Linked DNA regions of Homo sapiens: region 1 is linked to region 2. Evidence: chromatin contacts called from ENCODE POLR2A ChIA-PET data. All regions are on one chromosome and are shown on one strand. The core of a region is the stretch at or near the end of the contact, and the rest is flanking DNA. Distances in the headings are between cores, read along the strand shown. Region 1 holds the start of FNBP1 (formin binding protein 1). Region 2 overlaps PRRX2 (paired related homeobox 2).

Region 1 (5,335 bases), core at 316-2,815, 340 kb before region 2:
ATGTTGGCCAGGCTGCTCTCAAACTCCTGACCTCAGATGATCCACTCACTTCTGCCTCCCAAAGTGTTGGGATTACAGGCGTGAGCCACCATGCCCGGCTTTAATTCATTATTGTTAATATTTTTGAGACAGGGTCTTGCTCTGTTGCTCAAGCTGGAGGGCAATGGCACCATCATGGCTCACTGCAACTTCAACCTTCTAGGCTCAAGCGATCCTCCTGTCTCAGTCTCCCAAGTAGCTGGGACCACAGGTGCATGCCACCATGCCCAGCTAACTTTTTTTTTTTTCTTTTTGTAGAGACAGGGTCTTGCGATGTTGCCCAGGCTGGTCTCAAATTCCTGGCCTCCAGCCATCCTCCCACCTGGGCCTCCTGATGTGCTGGGATTACAGGCGTGAGCCACCAGACCCGGGTTAGCTCCACCTTTTAATGGAGGAGAATGATAAGCAGGTTGAAAATGGTGGGGTGGGATTGGAGAAATGCATCATCGTAAAATATTTTTTAACTGGGGGCCCATGTTGGGAGTCGCACGGTTTCTCAGAAAAGGATCCAGTAGTAGCATTAACCGAGGGAGAAAGATAAGCTGTGGGGAAAGGGCTAGTGATTCAGGAGTTGGAATTCCAAACATTTTCCATAGCTTGTCAGGAACATTTGTGCAGACCTTTGGATATATAGAGAGGGAGTCCGTCTGCTGATAAAATGAGCGCTGGGTTTACCAACCTTCGGCCTTGGCCCACCCCTGATCCTCACCGCCGGGCAGTGAGATGGACACGTTATTTGCCTCCATTTGGTGGACTGCGCTCTGCGCTTCCAGAGGTGGAGCAATTGTCCGCCTCCGCCCGGCCAGCACGTGCGGGAGGCTGGATTTGAACCAAACAAGTTATCTGTGTACCCCACGCCTTTGCTTTTACCCACTAGGCGGTAACGTGATTTCACGCCTGAGAGTTTCTTGGCTGAACAAGTTGGAAATCACTGGTTTCAGAGATTGGAAATCACTGGGTGCACGCCCCTGGATTCTTTCCCTAGCCACTCGAGGCCGTCGCGCTTGCCTCGACGTCTCTATTCGCACAGCGCGCAGTTACCACCGCCCCACTCCCACCGCGCCAGCCTGCGGGACTCTCGGGCTTCCCTCGGGCGGTGGGAAAAGAGCCTCCCGGGCTGACTCTGCTCGGCGCGCATGGCTGCCAGGGGAAAGTATTGTCCTTAAATCCAGAGCGGCGATACGCGCAGGGGAGCGATCTCAGACCGCGGCGGAGCATCGGTGATCCCAGGGCCTGCCGCGTTCCAAGGCAAGCGCTAGTACTGCGAGCAGACAGTGGTCACTAAGAAGTCATTACCAGATTGGCAGGGGGAGTCCTAGGGATCCGGGTCCCGCCGTCCCTCACACCTCCCTCCGCGTCCTTCCGGACCCCAGGGCGACGCGGACCCGGCCGGGGGAGCCCGGGGGAGGGGGCCGGGCCGGGGTGGGGCGGGCGCGCGTGCGCGAGCTGTCAGACCGGCCCCGCCCCTCCCCTCCCGCCCCTCCCCCGCTCTCCGGGTGTAGGGCGGGCGGGCGCTGCGGCGGCCGCGGCTGCTGCTTCCTCGGGCCATTTTGCTGTGGAGCGGCGGGGAGGAGGAGCCGCCGAGGAGACCCCGGGCGAGGAGCTGCGAGCCGGAGGAGGCCGCGCGGACTCCGGGCTTTCCGCCGTCGCGGGGATCTCGGGGGGCAAAGGGATCGCCGGGGAGGGGGACCAGAGAGCCGCGCCCGCCGCGCGGAGCGCCCCTTCGCGTCCCCTGCACCATGAGCTGGGGCACCGAGCTCTGGGTGAGTGAGGGGCTGGGCCCGCGGGCAGATGCGGGGCGCGCGCTGCGTTTCCCCGCGGCCTGGGGAGGGGGCGCGGGCCGCGCTGCTGGGCGGAGGCGAGGGCGCGCTGGTCGGGGTCCTCGCGGCCTGGGGAGGAGGCGGGGTTCCAATGCCCCTCGTCCGCCTTGGCCCGAGCAGGAGGTGCGGGCCGGCTTGTCCTTCGGAGGCGAGGGGAGTTGGTGCGGGTCCCCGGCGGCCTGAGGAACGGCGCGGGCGGGCCTCCCTGTCCCCGGCGCCCCGGAGCGGGCCGTGTGTGTCGGGCCGAGCCCTAATCCCCCGGGGCGAGCCGCGGATGCCCGGGGAGGGCCGGGACCGGGCGTGGGGGCGTGGAGGCCCCGGCTGCGCGGCGCTGCGTTGGGTCTCGGGGCGCCCCGGCCGCGAGTTCTGTCCTGGCTCCGCGGAGGCGCTGGCGGATCGGGCACTTCCCCGGGAGCGGGGCGGCCGGGGCGAGCGCCGGGGGTCGGGTTTTGGGGTGCTGGGGCGAGAGTGCGGTCTTCGCTCTGGAGGCGAGGACTTCTGGCCCGTGGCGGCTCCGGGCGCACTTGTTCTTTCGGGGTAGCTCAATCCTGAGTGGGATGTGGGCACTGCGACGTCTGGTCTGGAGGGGAAAGTGGGAGTTAGGGAGAGATCTTACGTGATCTACCTCAGGAAGAGGCGTTCGCGGGGTCAATGATCTTTAACGGTTGCTCGGAGAATAGTTTCCAGTGGGGAAAGTTGGCGGTGAGGGGCGCCTTGCGGGGATGCTTGGCCGGGGGATGCGCACGGTAAACGGGCAGCCCTCAGGGCTGAGGGCCGTCCCCGGAAAGGCGAGGGGCTGGCTGTGGATGGAGCTCTTTTCCTGCCGTCCCCGGATTCCTGGGGAAATCACTGGGCAGGGGATGGGCAGTGCGGCGGCCCGGGAAGGAGCAGACGAAATCTCAGTTACTGCACTGAAATGCCCTCAAGATGAGCCATTTCCCAGGATGAACTCTAAAGTGCCTGAACTACCTTTTGGAATTCTATTTGCAAAGGGTGTGGAGGAGAAAGTGTAGGGTGGTGTTGCTATCTGAGATGAGGCCAAGAAATCTCATATCAAAATAAAACAAGGTTAGAGCAATTACAGAAACAGAGCACATCCTCCCTTGTTTTTTGTTTTGTTTTCTTTTGCTTTAATTGTTTTTACATAACCATTTGTTAGGTACAGAAGCAGCTACGGTTGTTATTACCAAAATCCTGAGGGCAATAGCTCCCTTAAATTAAGATAATTCATTTTATAAACATCTTCTGCCTAAAAGGGATTCATGACAAAATTTCCGCTGATGTTTACAAGTATCCATTTTGAAAATAAAATAGTTTAAAATATTTGCACACACCAGTTTAGGCAAAATCTATGACTTTGAGTACCGTATTGAAGTTTCTTTCCTCTTCTAATCCTTCCACTCCCTTTAGCTCTCTTTAGCTTATCTGGGGTGGGGAAGCAAATCAGAAGTAATCTTTGTCAAGACAGTAGAAATTGTGGCACAATTTTTTTTTCACTTGTTCAGACAGGTGGATGGAATTATGGAGGGAAAATGTACAATATATTTCTGAGTGAAATAGGGACCGAACACAATACCTTGGTGGACAGTTCAGTGATGTTGGTGAATGGGATAGAATATAATTCCAAAGAGAGGCAGTGGCTATGAGCAAAACTGCTAAAACAGCGGCAATTGCTTGCATTATTCTGTACATTTCTTTTTGAGGGTGCAGAAGTGGGAAGGAAGGCAGGGTTAGGAGTGATTGAAAATAAATGAGAGAGGCCGGGCGCAGTGGCTCAGGCCTATATTGCCAGCACCTTGGGAGGCTGAGTCGGGAGGATCTTTTGGGCCCAGGAGTTCAAGAACAGCTTGGGGAATATCTGGAGAGGCCTCCTCTTAAAAAAAAAAAAAAGAAAAGAAAAAAGAAAAAAGAAAAAAATAATAAATGGGAACTGGAATATATACAAATATTAATGATATGAAATCTTATATTTGCTTCACAATAATTTGGGTTGTTAGTAGATGGGAGATAGTGAGACAGAGTTGGCCATTATTGAAGCCAAATGCTGAGTACAGAAGTATTCATTACACTATTCTTTCTAGTATATATATTTGACATTTTCTACAATAAAAATAATTGGAAAATAGTTTTAAAGGAGAAGGATGTGAACTATTTGTAATTTTTTCACTTGACAATTTTATGAGGAAGAATGAATCAGTTAACAGTTCTATATATGCAAGTGTATGGCAATGAGGAGTTTTTAAAAAGACATTCTTTTTTTTTTTTTTTCTGAGACGGAGTCTTGCTCTGTTGCCTGCCCAGGCTGGCGTGCAGTGGCGTGATCTCGGCTCACTGCAGCCTCTGCCTCCCAGGTTCAAACGATTCTCCTGCCTCAGCCTCCCAAGTAGCTGGGACTACACGCGCCTGCCACCATGCCCAGCTAATTTTTTTGTGTATTTAGTAGAGACGGGGTTTCGCCGTGTTGGCCAGGCTGGTCTCAAACTCCTGATGTCAGGTAATCCGCCTGCCTCAGCCTCCCAAAGTGCTGGGATCGCAGGCGTGAGCCACCACGCTTGACGTTAAAAAAGACATTCTTATGAGTACCAGCATTTGCCTTTGAGTAGCTTACAGTTTAATATAGGAAAAGGAATGAACACATGATTGTGCTACTAAGAGAAATGCAAAATCTAAGTTTTCAGGTGAAATGCAAAGATGTATAAGGCTTAGTAGCTTTTGAGATTTAAAAAAACTAGAATAATGAAGGATTATGAAAAGTAAACCCCAGTTTCTCCGGTGGTCAGAGACTTGGTGATGTGCGGTACATTGGGTAGCCCAGCGGAGGGCAGTGATTAAGGGTTTTCCTTGAATGGTGGCTTTGGAATCATGCACATGTATAATGAGATAATGATGGGGCGCTCAAGCCAAACTTGGCAGAATTATTCTTCTAGATGGAGAAAGAGCTATGGTTTGGGTGGCCATGAATTATTTGTAACAGGTGGTTGCAGCTTTCAGGGACCTTCACAAATACTATCAGATTTTACATACATTTTAGGACTTCAGGTTAAAATCAATATAGGCTTTTAGAAACTACAGGTTTCTAATGTGCATTTTACACTGAAGACCTGCTCCTAAGCCACATCCTGCTTTGTAGAGGGAGTAAAACCTTTCTCTTCCTCTTTCTTTTTTACTTTTTCTTTAACCCCTCCATAGAAATAAACTTTCTTTTTTTTTTTTTTTTTGAGACAAAGCTTCGCTCTTGTTGCCCAGGCTGGAGTGCACTGTCACGATCTTGGCTCACTGCAACTTTCACTTCCCAGGTTCTAGTGATTCTCTTGCCTTAGCCTCCTGAGTAGCTGGGACTACAGGTGTGCATTATCACACCTGGCTAATTTTTTCTATTTTTAGTAGAGATGGGGTTTCACCATGTTGGCCAGGCTGGTCTCGAACTCCTGACCTCAAGTGATCTGCCCGCCTCGGCCTCCCAAAGTGCTGGGATT
Region 2 (5,399 bases), core at 1,837-4,336:
TCGCACAGAATGTCCCCATGCGGCCGGGTCACAGCAGCAGGCTAACGGTAGCGGGGAGCCAGGGTTGGGGACAGGTGAGGCCAAAAGTTCTTCTGAGCCCAGGATCCTTGAGAAAAGGAGTCTTCAGGGCCAGGCACAGTGGCTCGTGCTTGTAATCCCAGCACTTTGGGAGGCCGAGGCGGGCAGATCACCAGAGGTCAGGAGTTCAAGACCAGTCTGGCCAACATGGTGAAACCCTGTCTCTACTAAAAATACAAAAATTAGCCGGGCATGGTGGCACCTGCCTGTAATCCCAGCTACCCGGGAGGCTGAGGCAGGAGAATTGCTTGAACCCGGGAGGCGGAGGTTGCCGTGGGCCAGGATCAAGCCACTGAACTCCATTTGCCTCCTGTTCACAGGCAATCAAAGGGCCAGGGGGGCCAAGGCCAGATGCAGCCGAGTGGCTCTGAGGCCCTGGCTCCCCAGCGTGGCCCTAGCAGGAGCCTCCCCTCATATCCCTCAGCCCCTGCGTTTTGGTGCCTGACTACCTCCCTCTGCACTAGGAGCTGGGGGTCCCAAGTCCAGCTCAGTCTCTCTATTCCTGAGACCCCAAAACTAAGCTCTAGAGAGGGGGGCACCTGTTGGAATGGGGTGCGGGGTGGGTGGGAGGCAGGGAGTCACCCAGGAGGAAGGGGAGCAGCCCTCTGCTCGAAATTTGGTCTAAGAGAGGGGTTCATGTCTGTCCCGTCTGGTTTTAATCTAAGGTTGATGGCCAAATGCCAGGTTTATTGTAAAGCCTACATTTTAATAAGGCGCTGGTATCGGGAGGAAAGCTGCCCTCGTTAACTGTTTCCAGACCACGATGAAGTTTTCTGCTCAGGGCCCAAGGTGGGTTTTTCTCTCCCATTTAAGAGCTCCTGGGCCTCCTAAAGCCCAGAGCCAGTTGGGAACTTGGGGTGAGGGCTGGGGCCCAGGCACAAAGATGTTGACTTCGTGTGGCTTGGTTTTGCAACAAACCTGCAAACAGCTCTGCGGTCTCAAACCTGTCATTCTTGTCGTCTCGAGGACTCAGGGTCTGAAGGGACTTTAGAGGTCATCTGTCAAGACCCCTCATTTTGCTGATAGGAAAACTGAGGCCTGGAGGGGCAGTGACTCGGCCACGCACTCACAGCAAGGCAGTGGAACCCCAAGTTCTGTCTGCTGAGATGTGCTGCCTGCAGACACACATGCGCTTCCTTCCTGCTCCCATCTCTGTTCCCGGGTTTCCTGGGAGGATGCAGGAGAGAATATTCCCAACCCAGCAATTGGGTTAGGGGGGCTACCAGCAGCCCACCCAGATAGCAAACGCCTGCCTGCCCTGAGCATCTGAGAATGAGAAAAATTGCCCCCGTGTGTCCTCAGACAAGAGGTCTCTCCTCTTGGATTCTTGGTTTCACCATCTGTATTGGGACAAAACAGTATCTCTCCCTCCCTCTCAGGTGGCTCAGTGAGGATGGCGTGGCCCAGGGCTCTCCCAAGGACATGCTTAACGTGGTGCTCCAGAAATGACTGCTAACCCCACTATTATTCATCCCATATGAAGGCTAGGCCTGGCCTGGTGGTTCTTCCCCACTTTAATCATGAACCCCCCTTGAGAACTCTGAGGAACTCTACGAACCATTCCCTAGAAAAACACAGGCGTGCAGAAAAGTTTGCATGCAATGTTGTACGGAGAGGTGGTTCACACACTTTGAATCCTGTCCACAGACCCCACCCTAAAGCACCAGCTCCATGGAAAGTCAGTTCTCTCTGTCCTGGAAGAACCTGCCCCTCTGCCCCCTCTTGGGGTCCCCTGGCCAGCCCTTCATGGCGAGCAGCCCAGACAAGGGCAGTGCCTGCGAGGCTGACGGGACCTGCCGTGCCCCTGGCTCTGGGCAGTGCTGCATTCCCAGAGAGGCTCAACTTTAAACATCGCTGGAGGTTTCTATGACCCATTTGTGAGTTCCGGGCAGTGCTGGAAAATGTGAGTCTGAGCCTTGCTCGGCAAAGCTCCAATGGCGTCCTGAGTGTTTCTGCCGCGCCCCTCACCGCAGCATGGGACTGTGGTGAGGCGAGAAGGACTTCTTCCACACCCTTAATTTTTTTTCTTTTTTGGTTTCCATTTAACCCACTTTATTATGCGCCTGGCACTGGGTTATGGAGCCCTGCGTCGTACAATGCAGAGGGTACTGTTATTAAGCCCTGTTCACAGTCAGGGGCAATGAGATTCAGAGAGGTAAAGTACCAAACCCAGGTACCACTGCCAGTGATCAGGGGTGATTTATGTCCAGACTCTGTCCCCAAAGTGGCTGGTATCTGGATGAAAGCTGCCCTTGGAAAAGTTAACCATTTCCAGACCAGGCGAAGTTGCTGCTAAGGGTCCCATGTGGGAAATGAGCTCTTCCCCATTTAAGAGCTCCTGGGCTGCTCATAGTCTGCAGCCAGGACCTGCAGGGAAGCCAGGGCAAGTGCTGGTGGCCAGGCGCAGAGACCGTTCAGACTCCTGCGGCTTAATTGGCCACCCCTCTCTACCCGAACAAGTCGGAATGCTCGGCCCACACCCACCCACCTGGCTCCCCTGCTATGTCTCAGCCTCCACCAGGTACCCACCAGCTGCTGTGCCCCACCCAGGACAGCCTCACCAGTGGGGTGCATGCTCAGAGTCTGGGCACGGGGCCATCTTCGACATCTCCAGCATGTTTCCAATCACATCCTCACACAACAGCCAACCCTGGCTCTAGAAAATTCTCCATTACAGTAGGTCCTAGTCCACCTCCCTGTGGTCCCCACGACATGCTGTGTTTACACTTTGAAGGGCAGCACACAGGACTCTATTCCTCAACGACCCCCTTGCTAGCCTCTGAGGGCAGCTGTTCTGGTGATTTCAGCCACAGCTCTGGGAGCTGCCCCGCCCCCCTTGCCACACTTTGCCACGTGAAGAGGCTGGCACCACATCTTCCGCATTTCTTAAAAGGGAGTCCACTGACAATTTGCCTGGGAATTCCCCGGGAAGCTTGTTAAAGCCAGACACTCCCATCTCAAGGGTCCAGCTGGGAATCTGCAGTAGACACTCCCTCACCCGCAAGTTCAGGAACCACAAGCTTCAGAGCAGACATCTGGGAATGACATGGCTCAGACTGAAAGACACCAGTCCACACTCTAGCTCTGTACCGTCCAACGTGGGAGCAACGAGCTGCACGTGGCCATCTCAATGAAATTCTCACTGATTAAAATGAAATAAAAATACAAATTCCATTCCTCAGTCGAACAGGCCACATTTCAAGGGCTCAATATCCACACATGGCCAGTGGCCGCCACATTGGACAGCACAGATAGGAAACATTTTCATCATCACAGAGAGTTCTAGAAAGTTTTTTTTTTTTTTTTGAGACGGAGTCTCGCTCTGTCGCCCAGGCTGGAGTGCAGTAGCGCGATCTCTGCTCATTGCAAGCTCCGCCTCCCGGGTTCACGCCATTCTCCTGCCTCAGCCTCCCGAGTAGCTGGGACTACAGGCGCCCACCACCATGCCCAGCTAATGCTTTTGTATTTTTAGTAGAGACAGGGTTTCACCGTGTTAGCCAGGATGTTCTCGATCTCCTGACCTCGTGATCCACCCGCCTCAGCCTCCCAAAGTGCTGGGATTACAGGTGTGAGCCACCGCGCCTGGCAGTCGTAGAAAGTTTTGAGACGGAGTTTCACTCTGTCGCCCAGGCTGGAGTGCAGTGGTGCGATCCTGGCTCAGGGCAGCCTCTGCCTCCCGGGTTCAAGCGATTCTCCTGCCTCAGCCTCCTGAGTAGCTGGCATTACAGGCACCCGGCATCAGGCCTGACTAATTTTTTTGTATTTTTAGTATGGATGGGGTTTCACCATGTTGGCCAGGCTGGTCTCCAACTCCTGACCTCAAGTGATCCGCCTGCCTTGGCCTCCTAAAGTGTGGGATTACAGGCGTGAGCCACTGCGCCTGGCCTAAGGACATTTGAAAGGAAAAAAATCTCCTACAAATCCCACGACAACAGCATATCTGTTTAATTCTTTGCATACTTTTTGTTGCATGTCCACATGTATCTAGCTATCACATGACTCCATTTACAGTGTGCATGAATATCATTTTCTGTTTTGGATGGGGCATGGATTAAGAGCCTAGGATTGTGATCAGACACACCCAGGGATGCTGCGTATGGTTGCACAGGCTGTGCACTGTACAACTTCAGGGGTGCCATTCCCACAGACTCCAGTGTGACTGGTGTCCCCTGCAGTTATGCAGTGGACAACCTGCCCAACCATATCCCGCTTTCCTGGAAATAGCTGCATTCTGGTTCTGGCTTTCCATGCCAGCTCTGTGAGCTCTGTGAGACTCAGTGTCCCCACTGTAAGTGGGAACAGCAACACCTAAAGTGCCTCGACAATACCTGGCACCCAGTTAGTGGTCAAGTAACATCAGCTATCGCGTTGGTGACTGCCATGACCTCACCATTTTATGAAGCGAAGTCAATGTGATGGTGCAGGTAGACTGCTTCCCGCTGTGAGCGACACACAGTGAACGATGGTCCCTCAAGCTCCATCCTAAACCCTCTGCTCTGTTTCCTATCTTCTTCCTCACGTTAGTGTGAGCGGCTGCATCACTTCCCCTAGTGGGGATGCCAAAACGGCCTCACAGCCCTTCCCCTCTTGTGGGATATTTAGGTCTCTTGCGATTTTCCTCTATTGTAAACACTGTGAAAAATGTCTCATTTCTTTGTCCTTCTGCTGGATTTCAAGACCCCAAATCCTTCACATAAGTTCTTCCAACAGCGCTCTCCTCTCCAGAAGGAACCTTTTTGCTACCAAGTTGGTCAGAACAGGCCAGCCCACAAAAGGTGGCGTACTGGCTAAGCACCGTGGCTCACGCCTGTAATCCCAGCACTTTGGGAGGCTGAGGCGGGTGGATCGCTTCAGGCCAGGAGTTTGGGACCAGCCTGGACAACATGGCAAAACCCCCACCTTTACAAAAAATTAAAACATTAGCCGGGCATGGTGGCACGCACCTGTAGTCCCAGCAACTCAGGAGGCTGAAGTGGGAGGATCACTTGAGCCCGGGAGATGAAGGTCACAGTGAGCCACAATTGTGCCACTGCACTCCAGCCTGGGTGACAGGTTCAGACCCTGTCTCAAAACAACAATAACGGCCAGGTGTGGCTCTGCAATCCCAGCACTTTGGGAGGCGGAGGCGGGCAGATCACTTGAAGGCAGGAGTTCAAGACCAGCCTGGCCACCATGGTGAAACCCCGTCACTACTAAAAATACAAAAATTAGCCGGGCTTGGTGGCATGTGCCTGTACTCCCAGCTACTCAGGAGCCTGAGGCAAGAGAATCGCTTGAACCTGGGAGGCGGAGAGCCGAGATTGCGCCACTGCACTCCAGCC

What was found. ChIA-PET counts read pairs that join two places held with the same protein, here RNA polymerase II (POLR2A).
Region 1: POLR2A ChIA-PET joins it to region 2 with 10 read pairs in H1. The contact joins the promoter of FNBP1 here to the enhancer-like site in region 2. POLR2A ChIA-PET finds 5 or more read pairs at or near these places in 3 of 52 experiments (BJ, H1 and activated CD4-positive, alpha-beta T cell).

The regions. Positions count from the first base shown.
Region 1 is chr9:130,039,419-130,044,753 of GRCh38, reverse strand. FNBP1 (formin binding protein 1) reads left to right here and starts at 1,565. Exons shown (of 17, transcript NM_015033.3): 1 at 1,565-1,802. The coding sequence starts at 1,779. RefSeq lists silencers at 1,303-1,862, 2,043-2,202, 4,246-4,295 and an enhancer at 5,206-5,325.
Region 2 is chr9:129,700,383-129,705,781 of GRCh38, reverse strand. All of the region lies in intron 1 of PRRX2 (paired related homeobox 2), which reads right to left. Among named protein-coding and RNA genes, the nearest start is that of PRRX2-AS1, 16 kb to the left of the region's middle. Within about 2 kb of position 3,086, at least 8 of the 41 ENCODE cell types and tissues checked have a DNase peak (open chromatin) inside an H3K27ac peak, as active enhancers do.